Regions from separate parts of the Homo sapiens genome. Here region 2 is linked to region 1. A link is an interaction called in ENCODE POLR2A ChIA-PET data of the cell type or tissue named here. Cell type or tissue: PC-9. All regions are shown on one strand. Links, peaks and the distances in the headings refer to the core of each region. The heading gives the core; the rest is flanking DNA.

Region 1 (2,914 bases), core at 218-2,717:
GAGTAGCTGGGATTACAGGTGCACACCACCACACACGGCTAATTTTTTTTATTTTTAGTAGGGATGGGGTTTCACCATGTTGGTCAGGCTGGTCTCGAACTCCTGAACCTGTAATCTGCCTACCTCAGCCTCCCAAAGTGCTGGGATTACAGGCGTGAGCCACTGTGACCGGCCTGCAGTGTTTTTTAAATGTTTTCCTTCCTCTCTCCTTCCATTGCCCTAGTTCAAGCCTTCATCATCCTCACCTGAACTGTTTATATACATTCTAATCCTGCTTTGGCACCTTCTGCTCCTCCCCTTTCCCATCAGATTTGGTTCTCTAAAACACAGATATGATCGCATCATTTCCCTTGCTTAAAAATCTTCAAGGTTCCTAGCTCCTAAGGGCAAGTCCACGTCCTACAACAAGACATTCAAGGCCTTTCACCACCTGGTTCAAATTTACTTTTCGAGCCCCATCTCCCATCATATGCTAGATCCTTGGCCACCATGCATTGAATAAAAAAAATGGTTTGGTTTGTCTTAATGTTTTGTCCCATGCTTGTAGTAGCTGGAGTTTATTGCCAGGGCCCCAAAATGAAAACACACTGGTTCTTGACCGGGTAAATGCAGAGGCATGGCTACCCTGAGTTGTCAATCTGGGTCCTACAAAGGATCCCAAATACTAACTGTGTGAGCTGTGGTCAGTCCTGTGGGTCACCTCACTTCTTCAGGCCTAGCTTTCCTCATTAATACCATGAGGCTTAGATGACTTCAGGATTACCCTCCAGCATTAAAGGAGGATGCATAAGATGTGCAAACTCACCAAGCCAGACTCCATGGGCTGTGGAACCTTGGTGCATTTCCCCGGTACTAACTGACCTCCCAGTTCTGTCTGTCCGGAGCTGTTATCTCATCCAGGGATGACCTCAGACCCTGGGAGAACTGACTCATACTGCCTAGACTCGGACAAGTCAGATTTGTTCCAGAAAGCTCTTTCATTAGTATGCAGTAGCAGGAAAACTTTCATATGCTTTCCAGAACACCTTTTCCCTAGATTAATGGTATATGCCTGTTCATATACTCTCTAGATCTTTTTTCCTCTGGGTAAGTCAAATGAGTTATCAAGATATTGTATGGACATACAGATTCAGAACACGAAGGCCTCATGATCCAGAGGCTATTGTTTCCAGGTTGTGATCAGGCCTGATGAATTCCTTTTGTTCTATGTGTCTGTTAGGAGGGCTCGATGGCAAGCAACAGAAAATAACTGGCTGCTTAAAGCAAGAAGGAGGATTCTTGTGAAGATTATGGGCAGCTCATGGAGGATTTCCCTAACCACCCTGTCTGGTGTGGCCTCCCCAGCTGGGCTCCATCACCTACCTTGCTGATTTCTTTCACAGCTCTTGTGTAGTCTGAAACTGCCTTGTTCACTTGTTTGTTATCAGTCTTCCTCCTTAGACTACATACTCCATGCAGGCAGGGACATTGTCATTCTTGCTCATTGCTTTATCACCAGACTTAGGACAGTGCCCAGCACACATGGTACGCTCAGAATTATTTGTGGGATGACTAAATGAGTAGAAAGGAAGAGCTGAAATGTTAAGCCCTGGAAATGATTGGAGATAAGCAAGAGCAGTGGCAGGAACTCCTGGACCATCTTTTTAGGCGTTGCCATGCCATGACTTAACTAACTGCACTTGTCCCTCTGTGTTTCTGCTCCAGGTTTACATGCCTAGAATAGAGAATTAGTTGGCCCAGATGAGCATCATGTGCCCACTCTAGAGGCCATGAGGTTGGAGTCTTGGGAGGGGCTGCAGAGCACAGCCTCACATGGAAGGTAGGCGGTAGATCAAAGAAATGGCTACCAGGCAGATGTCCACTGCCTTCCAGCATAGTGGTCACTTTTCTTAGATACCTGTCCGTTGGATATAGCAATTCTGCTCCCTAGATAAATCTCTGTAAAATGTGTCCATGGACTCAGTTTTCTTGTCTCCATGAGTTCCACCTAAATGGGACTCACCTACTTAAAAGGTCTCCCTATTTTGCCCAGGCTGGGCTTGAACTCACATCCTCCCACCTCAGCCTCCCCAGTAGCTGCTCAAAGAAGACAGGCATGCTCAGGGCCTGCTGACGTGATCCAAGCACTCCCTGCCTAGCATATCCCACTACATCTTTTAATACATTTGTTTCTTATTTTCTAGCTCATGAATAAAACATACGACTACTTTACATTTGAAAAAGGTATGTTTTCACTTAACCCAAATTCCTTGTTTTCTGTAAACCCACATTTGGATGACTTCATTGTGGCTGATGCTCTTCACTGTCTACCCAAGGGCCTCTTGGGGCTGCCACTCACTAAGCCCCAGGGATGAATCATAAGGGAAGCCTCTTACTCCTTTGCCCATGGTTAGATTAGAGGTAAGATGTAACCCAGCTCTGGGATATGAGAAATCATGGACAGTCTGCTGAGGGCTTCTGGAAGGACTTTCCTCCCCGATGAGAGAATCATATGGAGAGAAGGGGTTTTTGTAACTACCCCTTCCTCTTCCTTCATTCTTGATGGGGTTGCCTGCATGTGAGGATATGATATTTGGAGCTGTGGCAAATGTGAAGTAATAAACATGGGAACAAAAGCCAACATGCAGAGGATGGCTGAGGTGGAAGAATATAAAGATCTGGGTTTTTGGACTTAATTAAACTAAAAAGCTTCTGCACAACAAAAGAAATAATCAGCTGAGTAAACAGACAACCCATGGGGGAAAATCTTCACAATCTATACATCTGACAAAGGACTAATATCCAGAATCTACAAAGAACACAAACAAATCAGCAAGAAAAAAACAATCCCATCAAAATGTGCACTAAGGATGTAAATAGACAATTCTCAAAAGAAGATATACAAATGGCCAACAAACATATGAAAAAATGCTCA
Region 2 (2,914 bases), core at 238-2,737, 68 kb after region 1:
CGTGAGCCATCGTGCCTTGCCTGCCTCCAGAAGTTTCTACTGAAGGCAGAGGTGAAAGGAAACCCGCTGTGAATGCTGACGTCTTATTCACTAGTCTTTGAACTCTTCTAGGGGCTGGCTGCCAGACTCAAAGCATTGTTTGCTTATGGGATGAACGTCTTAATGCAGGGAAACTGAATGGCCAGTTGTCATCAACCCAACCAAAGGGACTCCGCAAAAAAAGTAATGTTGTTGTTCTGTAATAGGTAAATGTCAGATAGTTCTATTCTCAATGGCAAGCTGATGAAGCCCACCCCAGTCCACACACTTTCTCTCCTGTTCAGAATCTGTTGCTAGGTGGGTGGCTCGGGCTGTTCTTCCTCTCCCTTCCTTGTTGCCCTCTCAGCCTCTGCAATGGGGCTGTGAGGAGACCAAACCCCATCAGCTCCTCCTTGGTATTTCCTCATTCCACCATTCAGAGCATTTCCCTGAACCTGTTTGCTGAGCATCTGGGCAAATATTTGGTGGGGAAAGTGATTTAATTTTTTTAATTGAGGTGAAATTCACATAACATAAAATTAACCTTATTTTTTTTTTTTCTGAGACAGAGTCTCACTCACTCTGTTGCCCAGGCTGGAGTGCAGTGGTGCAATCTCAGCTCACTGCCTCCTGGTTTCCAGTGATTCTCCTGCCTCAGCCTCCCGAGTAGCTGGGATTACAGGCACGTGCCACCATGCCAGGCTAATTTTTGTATTTTTAGTAGACATGGGGTTTCACCATGTTGGCCAGTCTGGTCTTGAACTCCTGACCTCAAGCAATCTGCCCGCCTTGGCTTCCCAAAGTGCTAGGATTACAGGCGTGAGCCACCGTGCCTGGCCAAATTAACCATTTTAAAGTGTACAATTCAGTGGCATTTGGTACATTCACAGTATTGTGCAACTTCCACCTCTATGTGGTTACAAAGCATTTTCTTCGCCCCTAGAGAAAACCCTGTACCCATGAAGCAGTTGGCTGTCAGCAATTTAAATTTAATTTTAAATTTTCACATTTTTAATTAAGCAAATTTAATTTCAAATTTGTCTCTTTAGAAATAGAGAGGCTCCCTCAAACTGCCCCTTGTGAGGCTGAAGTGAGGGGAATGAGAGAAATGGAAAGAGCAATTCTTGAGTTGAGTCAGTGGACAAGACTGGTTTCCAAACCTAATTGCAGATCTCTCACTGGTTTATAGGATTGAAGGCTATAGATTAAACGGCTCCAGAAAGACAGGTGTGTGCATGAAATGAGTCCCTGGTGATTGACAGAAGAGGGTTCACTTTAAGGCAGGGCTTACCAGGGAAAGTGGCAGAAGCTGCCAGACTATGCAAACAATGGGGAAGGGAGTCACAGGGCATGAAAGGGTCTTGTGAAGGGTGTAACCTGCTCACAGAGCACATTCTTGGGGACTAGGGTAAGAGAAGAGTCTACAAAAAGGAGCACAATGGGCTTGAGCTTCTGGGTTCAGAGGGAGCCGATGAATCACCTTGGGGAGGTGTCCCATTGCCCCTTGGCCAGTGAGAGCCTGAGATTTCCTGATTTACAGGAGTTGGTTCCTTCTCAGAGGAACACTTGACTCTCTCCTGTCTAGAGAGACCAATCCTCCTTATTGTATGTAAAATCTGGTGCAACTGCATTTTTGGAGACCACTGGTACTTCCTGCAGTGACTTGCTTGCAGCAGTTTTCTTTATTCTCCAGCTGGTTCCAGCTTCTTTTAATCTCTAGTTGTTTTCAGCAGTCCCTAGCTCACCACAAAGCCAGAAGCTTCCCAGTTTGGAACAGAGTTGCAGGGGTAATCCTCTTTGTTCAAGATTTGGGAGTTAACTGTTGGGCCAATGCCCCCTTTATTGCAAAGTTTGCAAGGAAAAGAACAAAGGAAGAGGAAGATCCACTGGGACAGTTGGAGCTGCCAGGTGGCACAGAGCTGTACAGTCCTTCACTGAACAAATGTTTATTGAGGGCATGCTGGCACAAGGCACTGCTGTAGAAGATGCAAGTGGTTATAGCCCACCCTGAGCTACTGCATTTTATGTGCCAGGCACTGTTCTTGGGGCTTTGCTTATATTCACTTATACTGAAGGACAACAGCCCAGTGATTATTTATGGGAAAGTGAGCTTTTCCCACCCTTGCCTCAGGGTGGCGGTTGCCCAAAAGTGGGGTTCGTCCTGTGTCCATGCCTCCTTACCTGCCACCTCAACCACCAAAAGGAACTGAACCTCCCCTGCTACTCCAGCTCATGTGCAATAATCACAGAACACAAGGAAGTTAGGGTAACAAGAGCAGAAAAGTGGAAAAACAAATACCTCTACCCCTCTGCACAGATGCTGTGTCTGCCTCACAAATATCTTTAACCTCCATCATCTCATCATTGCTCCCTTGCCCCATGGATGGAAGCAGTTGTCCCCTCTGTCTAGCTTTACAGACACTTTGCTCAAGCATCAGAGCAGATACAGTATTCAAATGGGATGCCCTGAATAATATGTCTTCTTTAGGCATCAGGCAGGAATGTCTGAAGATGAAAAACCCTAAAACAAGTGCACAAGGGCCTTGTTGATGTTTCTAAGAATAGCGCTGGGAGAATCTCCTTGGCCTAGCCTGGAAAGTCATCATTCATCCTGGGTTGCGGGGATGAAGAATCCTGCCAGTGTCATTCTATATACTCTTTTCTGATAAAGATACTTTGTTAAATGTAACTCAGTGCAATTTGATTTTATATCCTTAAAAGATTTCTTTCATATGAACAAATCCACAAGGTAAAAAAAAAAAAAGTTTTGGCCGGATGCAGTGGCTCATTCCCGTAATCCCAGAACTTTAGGAGGCTGAGGTGGGAGGATCACGAGGTCAGGAGATCAAGACCAGCCTGGCCAACATGGTAAAACCCGACTCTACTAAAAATACAA

What was found. ChIA-PET counts read pairs that join two places held together with the same protein. Peaks named below come from ENCODE experiments on the same cell type or tissue, not always from the same donor. Only the 100,000 strongest peaks of a DNase experiment are listed, where the experiment ranks them.
Region 2: POLR2A ChIA-PET joins it to region 1 with 5 read pairs; 5 of 35 experiments call an interaction of 5 or more read pairs at or near these places.

The regions. Positions count from the first base shown.
Region 1 is chr12:96,139,705-96,142,618 of GRCh38, reverse strand. No RefSeq gene overlaps it. Among named protein-coding and RNA genes, the nearest start is that of LINC02452, 31 kb to the left of the region's middle. In PC-9, for the core only: no CTCF peak of the experiment used is centred there; no DNase peak of the experiment used is centred there.
Region 2 is chr12:96,072,105-96,075,018 of GRCh38, reverse strand. No RefSeq gene overlaps it. Among named protein-coding and RNA genes, the nearest start is that of TRD-GTC2-8, 38 kb to the right of the region's middle. In PC-9, for the core only: no CTCF peak of the experiment used is centred there; DNase peaks (open chromatin) are centred at 438, 908 and 1,458; H3K4me3 peaks cover 1,957 bases; H3K27ac peaks cover 2,500 bases.